Regions from separate parts of the Homo sapiens genome. Here all the other regions are linked to region 1. The links are chromatin contacts, found by Hi-C or POLR2A ChIA-PET in ENCODE. All regions are on one chromosome and are shown on one strand. The core of a region is the stretch at or near the end of the contact, and the rest is flanking DNA. Distances in the headings are between cores, read along the strand shown.

Region 1 (2,822 bases), core at 146-2,645:
CATCACCTCAAATCTGGATTTCGAACATTACAGAGGGATGAATGAGGAGCAGTACCACTGGACTGAGGGCCTGGCCCACTTTGCCATCTTGGTATTCTTAATCTTTGTCCTAGTTCCTGGCACGATAAGAATTTTCAAATAAATAAATAATTTTTGTATTAAAAAAGTAGTATTTAGAACCGAATATCTTCTATAATATAGAAAATTGAGTCAGCTTTCCCAGTAATGATTCTTTAAGTTGGCCTTCTGAAATATGAGAAAATGTTACCCTGATAGTCTCGATGATATTTTGCACCATGGGTAGGGTTGTATTTTAAAGTTAAATGACTACATATATTGTTTTTTGTTTTTGTCGAGAGACCTGAGATGGGGCTAATTGAAAACGTCTGGAGCTTAAAGACCCGTGCAGTTTACGCAGCAAGGATATTATTGCTCTGAATTTCAATAAATCAACATTTCACTATATATCGGCAAAGTCTACAGCCTTTAAAAAATGACCAATATAGACGGAATCAAAACCGATGTAGTCCCAAAGCGGCACAGAGCTGTATCTGCCAAAGCGTCCATTTAAATTCGTGCGTTCCAAGGAAAATTACTGCTTAGTTTCTATCCATTTGCAAAAGTTTATGATTTTTTTCAGGCATTCCTCACACCTGTTAGGTTAAAATCAGTAACACTCTTAAAAAGAAAGCGAGAGACCGGAAATGATATGAGAATAGAATTGGCCACTCCAGAGACATCTGCAAATGACACTCCATTTTTCCTTCTCGCGCTGCAAAATGTACCGGTAAACCGGACTTCCCGGGACTCGCTGGGTGGCCGACATTTTCCCTAGCAGGAATTTTACGTTTCCAAGATCTGAATGGATGTTAACGGTCGGGCTAAATGCCAGGCAGGTCTTCATTGTGGAATTAAACAGCGGTGGGAGCAAGCGGAATAACCGAGTTCCCCTCCCGCACCTGAGTGCCGGCAGCGAGCCGCGAGCCGGGACCTGTCACCCGCGGGAAGCCCCGGCCGCCCGACGAACAGCATCTCCGGTTTCCGCCTCCGGCTCCGGCGCGGCTCCCCCGGCCCGCCTCTGCGTCAGGGACGCGGAAACCCCGTAGGAGCAGGGCGGGCGGGGAAAGCGAGGTTTAACTAACTCCGCAGCTATATTCTTCCGCCGCGAGGTAAAGAGTCCCAACCCAACCCCGGGCCCTAGGATTTCCAGCGACCCTGTAATATCGAGAAATTACCACATTTGGGTTTTTCTACCAACTTGCTTAGGATTTTATCCGAGGTAACGACCCCAGGATCACAATTTTGTAGCTGACCGAAGCACGGCGAGAAAATTCCTCCGCAAGAAACGGGTTCCGGCCACGAGCCTATAAAAAACGGGTGGTTGGGCGCCGCTGTCTTTTCAGTCGGGCGCTGAGTGGTTTTTCGGATCATGTCTGGTGGCTCCGCGGATTATAACAGGTATGCAGTCTGTTGGCGGTCGCGGTCTGTAGTGAAGGTCATAGGGCGCCAGGGGAGATGATAGTGGATGGCACGGAGGCAAAAACTCTAAATTAATGGACGTTTTCTTAGGGTACAGCACTCCTGTGCCCTTCCAGAAGCTTCCATGATGGGTAGGGCCCGGATTGTGGGGAGATAGGACGGTGGTGCGAAAGCAGTGGCTAAAGGGCGTTTTTCCTCTCTAAGACATTACGAAACTTCGGCTGCTTTCCTTCCCAGTGTAGAGCACGGGAAACATGGAGTAAAAAGCCGTGGCGCAGTCCGAGTTCGGTACACTGTAACCAGGACCCGAAGCTTTATTTTCGGTCATCCACACGAGTTGGGGGAGGGTCCTAGGCTTTACTTGGGGAAGGGTTGGAGGCAGCGGTCTCCACTCGGCCACGGCGCGGAGGCGACGGGACAGGACCGGTGCCGGTGAACCGTTGGCATCGCCCTCGCCAGGCCGCTCCGCCCGCGTCAATCACCCGGCTTGCGCATTGTTGGGGGCGGAGTTCGGCGCTCCGAGCTCTCGCGAGACGCTCCGCAGTTGAAACGGGATCGCCATGCGCTCGGGCCTGGGGGGCTGCCTTTCCGGGCATCCGCAGGCCCCAACCTTTAGGGAAGGCGCACAGTGTGGATATTCGCCCTGAGGCTGCTGCTTTAGCTTGTGCAGGGGAGGCTAACGTGCTGAGACGGGTTGCAAAGGGCTATGCGCTTAAGGTGCAGTTGAGGTGGCCTGGAAGGGGTGTCTGACTGCAGTATTCTTGTCAGCAGAGAACATGGCGGCCCAGAGGGAATGGACCCCGATGGTGTCATCGAGGTAAGAAACGGTTGTGGATCTTGAAGCTTTGGAAAGGTGAGTGTGTTCATCTCATTTATGCGTGCATTATTTTTTCTAACTTACAGAGCAACTGGAATGAGATTGTTGATAACTTTGATGATATGAATTTAAAGGAGTCTCTCCTTCGTGGCATCTATGCTTACGGTTTTGAGAAGCCTTCCGCTATTCAGCAGAGAGCTATTATTCCCTGTATTAAAGGTAAAAGAAACTGGCATTTTTAGGAAATTGTTCTACATAGACATGAACCATAAAAGGGAAAGTAACCTCTGGGGGACTAGCACCTGTTTGTATTCCTTAAAGTGAAATGATGGCAATCATCTTTCGGGACTGACCTGAAATGAAGAGAATACTCATTGCTGATCACTTGATTATTTGGGCATAATGTTCCAAATGGAATACATGGTGTGAAGTAGAAGTGACAATTTGATGTGGGATCGGTAAATGTGTATCCTACTTTTTTTAGGGTATGATGTGATTGCTCAAGCTCAGTCAGGTACTGGCAAGA
Region 2 (2,822 bases), core at 130-2,629, 940 kb after region 1:
CGGGGTTTCGCCATGTTGGCCAGGCTGGTCTCGAACTCCTGACCTCAAGTCATCCATCTGCCTCGGCCTCCCAAAGTGCTGGGATTACAGGGGTGAGCCACCGTGACCAGCCTTATTATTAATTATTACTATGAGTGAGACAGAGAGAGAAAATGGAAACCCAGATTTCAAAGGGAATAGCTCATTTCTCCAAGAAGCCTGAGGCCTAACAATTGAATTGAACTGATTAAAGTTCTAATGACAACCACTGTGCGAACTCAGCCTACCCGGACACCTTTAGCTGCGGGACCTTGGACTAGTTCCTCCTTCCATTTCCCCATGTCTAAAACGGAACATTTGTAACCAGGCATGGTGGTGGCCCCTGTAGTCCCAGCTACTCTGGAGGCTGAGGCAAGAGGATTGCTTGAGCTCAGGAGTTCAAGTGAGCTATGATGGTGCCATTGCCGCACCCCAGCCTGAGTGACAGAGCAAGACTCCATCTCTAAGAAAAATAAAATAATAAATAAATAAATAAATAAATATTAAAAATTAAAATGGAACATTTGCCTCTGGTTTTCCTTCCCTTAGGGTTGTGTAAAGAGCAGGAGCCTGTTCTCCACTCTCCACCCCAGGCTCTGGGCGGCAGTAGGAAAGTGCCTTCAGCCCTCCTGCCTCAATCCTTTCATGGGTCAGGTGCAAGATTTGAGCTAGGTGATCTTACCACCCCATCCCTTCCAACTACTAAATAGCTCTGCATAATTCTAACCACCCCTTCCCTTCCAACTACTAAATAGCTCTGCATAATTCTAACCACCCCGCTTCTCTGGGATTACCCCTTACACATCCTCATCACACTGATCCTCAGAAACCTATCCTCTAAAAATCCCACAATGTAGAACACCACGCATGTTCCATGTATGGGTGAAAAGCTGCATTTACATCTTGCTTTTTAGTAAACATTTTATATTCCCTTTGCCCTGGCTTATCTGCTTAGAGACTTTTCTTTTTAGTTATTATTGATTGTCAATTGGCTGCAGTTACTCACTCTTTGATCTTCCCTTTTGTTTAAATGGCCACCCACACTATCTGCCCTCGCCCCTCCATCTCTCTATTAAACAGTAATGAAATGCAAACAAACTTGGAGGTACTCTGGGAGCAAAGGGACCCTGGGGCCAGCTTCCCTTAGGCCTGTGAATTGTCATTCCTGAAGCTGTCTGTTTTGTAAGTTCTCCTGCCAAGTTTCTATGGGAGCAGAGGGATCATTTTCTCCCTTTTCAAAGAGCAGGGTGAGTTGAGGCCTCGAGCTGGCAAGTCCTTTAAAGTCATTTTCAAAGGAAACCTGAGCTGAAAGGCCATGCAGCTGGCAGAGGGTGCTGTGCCTTTCTGAGGCTCTCTGTGGGGTGCTGGGTGGTCAGCTCCCATGGCTTCCCAGCACGTGCTCGGAGCCTGCTGCAAAGGCACTGCCAAGGGACACGGCTGCCCAACAAGTGGGCCCATGGCCCTGGGGACAGGCTCAACTCCACATGCTCTCCCCACTGCCACCCAGGAACAGGAAGGGGGGTGTGCAGGCTTCTCCTCTGGGCCAGTGACCAGAACCACACTTGTCCTCACTGTTCTCAGGTCAAACTTGATCCTTGGCGTTTTTTGAGGTAAAATAAAACTAGGTGCAAAGCAAGCTAGGGTGAACTTACATCTGAATCAGGGAATCATAAATGGTGTAGTTCACTCTCATGGACAGGTTGGAAAGGGGACCCAGAGGGAAAGTGCTTGTCCCAAGTCACACTGGAGGAGGTGGCTGAGTTCTGCCGCAGGGCTCTTGGGACAGAGCACCTCTGCAGGGATGGAGGTTTGCTTGGCCACTAACCATTCATAAAGCTTCTGAGTCTGCAGATGTCTGCCAATCACCCAGCAGACACCAAAAAGCCCCAGATGCACTCAGGCTGAGAAATATATGTCTGGGGCCACATGCCTTCATACTGCCCCATGAGCCGAGGAGAGAGAAATTGTTCGTGAAGCCAGAAAGCAAGATGGGCCTTCTCACTTCCAAAACTGGGCAAACTGAGGTTCAGAGGAAGAAGAGATGCCTATCTATGTGTCAGCAGAGCTAGGAGGGAAGTCATTAAATGCTTAGCCTAGGCCGGGCATAGTGGCTCACACCTGTAATCCAAACACTTTGAGAGGCTGAGGCAGGCAGATCACCTGAGGTCAGGAGTTCGAGACCAGCCTGGCCCACATGGCAAAACCCCTTCTCTATTAAAAGTACAAAAAATTAGCTGGGCATGGTGGCGTGCACCTGTAATGCCAGCTACTTGGGAGGCTGAGGCAGGAGAATCACTGGAACCCAGGAGGCGGAGGTTGCAGTAAGCTGAGATCCGAGTCTCTGTCTCAAAAAACAACAAAACAAAACAAAACAAAACAAAAGTGCTTAGCCTAGAGCTGAGTGGGAGGTCCTTCCAAAATCTCCCACCTGAGCTCTTCAGAAAGGGCCTGGAGTCCGCAGTCCCTCCTGGTGCTGGGATCCAAATGTGCGTTCATGCCAAGGTACCAGGAACCTAGCCTCATCTCAAAAGACGCTCGTTTTTGAGAATGCAGCAGCCAGCAGCCCCTTCCCTCCAAGAGCTTTTTCCACTAGGTTAGGAGCTGAGGGAGTCAGACGCAGGCCAGGCCCCATTCCAACGCAAGAAAAGCCCTCCAGACCAAGCCAGTTTGACTTTTCAACATTTTATTCTTATATTTGTACAGCTATATTTTACAACGCGGTAATGCAGTTTAGACACAGCCAAACCCTGTCTCCGGAGTAGTTATAACACAAGCATGACGCAGAATGGGATGAGACAAACATT
Region 3 (2,822 bases), core at 87-2,586, 540 kb before region 1:
GGTGCCTGTAATCCCAGCTACTTGGGAGGCTGAGACGGAAGAATTGTTTGAACCCAGGAGGTGGAAGTTGCAGTGAGCCAAGATCGCGCCACTGCACTCCAGGCTGAGCAACAGAGCGAAACTCCATGAAAAAAAAAAAAAAAAGATACTTGTGTGAAAAGAGGACCTTAAAAGCCTGAGGAATGGGTTGAAGAGGAGTACTTTTTAAAAAAGTGGTTTGTGTGTATCTGGGAGTGCAAAAGACCGTTAGAGGAGATCATCTGAACTGTAAGTTTGTGACTATAGTATCAGGGGCTGGAAGTACACGTGTTCCTAGTGTGCAGTGAGTGTGTATAGTCTGTGTGTGTGAGAGCAAGAAGATGCTGTGGCAGGATGCACTTCCTAAAAGGTTCGTTCAGCTGCTATCGGATCCCACAGATCGCTCTTTCTGAAGCTATAGTGTTCAGTTTCTGACCTCTAAAAAGACCTCCTTCTTCTTGGTTGACTTCTCAGGCTGTGGGGTCAGGACAAAGAGTAGGAATGAAAATGGCCAGTGATGAAAATGATGGGTCCTGGGCTTTAAATGAATGTCTTCAATGAACACTCTAACCTCTCTTTTAAGGACAATTCTTGCTTGTAATCCCAGCACTTTGGGAGGCCGAGGAGGACGGGTCACTTGAGGTCAGGAGTTTGAGACCAGCCTGGTGAACATAGTGAAACCCCATCTCTACTAAAAATACAAAAGTTAGCCAGGCATGATGGTGCACGCCTGTAGTCCCAGCTACTCAGGAGGCTGAGGCAGGAGAATCGCTTGAACCTGGGAGGAGGAGGTTGCAGTGAGACAAGATCACGCCACTGCACTCTGGCCTGGGTGACAGAGTGAGATTCCATCTCAAAAATAAATAAATAAATAAATAAATAAAAAGACAATTCTGTGGGCTAAATAAAAGTCAACACCTTTAGGCTCAAAAACAAAGTCCAAATCATTATCCATTCTTCTCCCAACCTACCTAGGGTTGGGGTGGGAACAGTGTCTGAAATAGTGGTCATCTTGAAATAGTACAACAAAGAAAAAGAAAGAAAGAATGAAAATTGACTAATGAGAAGATACAGACAAAGAAGGAAAGAGGGAGAAAGGGGTAGCTATACGTCAGTCACAACTAAGTTCTGGCAAATTTCATCCTACAAGGAAGAAGGGTTTGCTTTCTCTTGCAAATGATCTGGTTTCCTCTTTCCTTTCATTTTTGAACCTAACTTGGTGACTTCACAGAGTGCCCAGGCTGAGGCTGGGACTTAGTGGGTTCCGGGTCTCCAGCCTTTGCAGGTACCTCTCTGCTGCTGCCCTCTGCTGTCGGGGGAGGCAAAGGAGACACCCTTCTGGTCCTCCTGGTCCAAGTCCCGGAGCTGCCACCTCCTCCCATTTGAGACCGACAGAAGCTAGGGTCTCTTCCAGCCTCCCTGCTCTTCCCCAAAAGAATCATGAGGGGCTGGGGTTGGAGGCGCTGTACTTGGAAGCAGCAGAGACTCAGGACGGGGGTTCCAGTTAGACAAGGGCAGACGCCCTCCCACCTCCTCCCCTGCAAAAGCAGGCCCTTCATACCCACCTCCTGCCCTCCAGCCCTGCCCTCTGCACAGATCCTTTGGGAGAGGACAGGCAGTTAGCCTGCGCCAAGTTTCTGACACTTTTTTTTTTCTTGGAAATGGAAACCCTCCTTCCGGCAAGTGGCAGGAAGGCCAAGTCCCCAGCGGCCCTGGCTGGGAAAATTTCCAGAGAGCAGGTGAAAGGCCTCTGTTCCGCCAGGGCCACACTGGGTGGGTGGCAGCGCAGCCGGGCCTGCAGCTTACCTGCTGTTGAATTTTTCAGGATGTTTCTCTCTCATCACATGGAATCTGTGTGCAATGGAAGCGTCCTGAAAGTGAAAGAGACAAAGCAGATCCTTGGTGAGTGGTCATGACAGTGCAGTGCGGAGGGAAGGGACGCACGCATGCACTCGCTGAGTCATGCCAACCCTGGGACTCTATCTATCGCATGGTGGGGCTCCAGGTCACATCCGCGGAGCCAACAGAGGCTCAACACTGCCTCCAGGGGGATGAGCTAGCACCACCAATACTCTTACAGCCTATGCCAGTTGACTCTGGAGTCCTTGCTATTTCACTCTAGCCCGGACCCGCTGAGAACAGATAGATAGTTCAGGGGTGAGTGAAGGGGAAAGCCTTTGCCCTCTGGGGAGACTGAGAGTCTGTGAGCAGTTAGAGATCAGGAGCCTGTGTCTGGGGCTGAGCATGAGTCTCTGGAAATGACTTTCCATACTAGTTCTTTTTAAAATAGTTTTTATTTTGGAATATTTTGACTCACAATTAAGTTGCAAAAATAGCATAGAGTTCCTAGGTCCCGTTCACTCAGCTTCCCCCAATGATAACATTTTATATAACTATAGGATATTGTCAAAACCAGAAACCTGACATTGGTAGATGCTATTAGATATTAAGTCTTAACCATCCACACCAATAGAAATAATTAGTGGCACTGGATAACATGCTTACTAGATAATAAAACAAAATTAAACTCTGGCTTCTGCTTCTTGATCACTTCACTCGAAGGACTCCCTCCAAGGCCAATAAGAGTCATTATTACATCATGTGGACACTGCCCTCCTATTAGCACATCCCTTTGCCACACTAGCGGCCCCCTGCACTCCAGCACTCACAGTTAGGATGGCTGTCATGCACTGTGCTCCTGGGCTCTCCATCCTCTGACCACAACTCCCTAACCCTGGGTTCTACCTGCGGCCCCCACTCCACACCGTGGCCATCTCGTGAGTTCTCGTGGCTGTTACCAGCAT

The links. Hi-C counts contacts between places; a loop is a spot of excess contacts on that map. ChIA-PET counts read pairs that join two places held with the same protein, here RNA polymerase II (POLR2A). Pooled maps may share reads with other maps.
Region 2: a map of gastrocnemius medialis shows a loop between it and region 1 (4-fold over the local background). The contact joins the enhancer-like site here to the promoter of EIF4A2 in region 1. A Hi-C loop is called at or near these places in 1 of 168 maps with a recorded cell type or tissue (gastrocnemius medialis) and 2 of 50 pooled maps.
Region 3: a pooled map shows a loop between it and region 1 (2.9-fold over the local background). The contact joins the enhancer-like site here to the promoter of EIF4A2 in region 1. A Hi-C loop is called at or near these places in 1 of 168 maps with a recorded cell type or tissue (B cell), 3 of 37 single-sample maps with no recorded cell type and 5 of 50 pooled maps. POLR2A ChIA-PET finds 5 or more read pairs at or near these places in 2 of 52 experiments (H1 and activated naive CD4-positive, alpha-beta T cell).

Annotation. Positions count from the first base shown.
Region 1 is chr3:186,782,182-186,785,003 of GRCh38, forward strand. EIF4A2 (eukaryotic translation initiation factor 4A2) reads left to right here and starts at 1,396. Exons shown (of 11, transcript NM_001967.4): 1 at 1,396-1,458; 2 at 2,251-2,296; 3 at 2,383-2,515; 4 at 2,781-2,822. The coding sequence starts at 1,430. It overlaps SNORD2 (small nucleolar RNA, C/D box 2), which reads left to right and starts at 2,615; the gene lies at 2,615-2,684. RefSeq lists an enhancer at 2,072-2,301.
Region 2 is chr3:187,718,697-187,721,518 of GRCh38, forward strand. The region is part of intron 2 of LOC100131635 (hCG1645011-like); the gene reads left to right. BCL6 (BCL6 transcription repressor) reads right to left here. Exons shown (of 10, transcript NM_001706.5): 10 at 2,685-2,822. Among named protein-coding and RNA genes, the nearest start is that of RTP2, 18 kb to the left of the region's middle. Within about 2 kb of position 1,380, at least 5 of the 41 ENCODE cell types and tissues checked have a DNase peak (open chromatin) inside an H3K27ac peak, as active enhancers do; they include gastrocnemius medialis, where a contact is called at or near this core.
Region 3 is chr3:186,240,680-186,243,501 of GRCh38, forward strand. It overlaps DGKG (diacylglycerol kinase gamma), which reads right to left. Exons shown (of 25, transcript NM_001346.3): 20 at 1,825-1,889. Among named protein-coding and RNA genes, the nearest start is that of DGKG, 120 kb to the right of the region's middle. RefSeq lists an enhancer at 1,575-1,624. Within about 2 kb of position 1,337, at least 18 of the 41 ENCODE cell types and tissues checked have a DNase peak (open chromatin) inside an H3K27ac peak, as active enhancers do.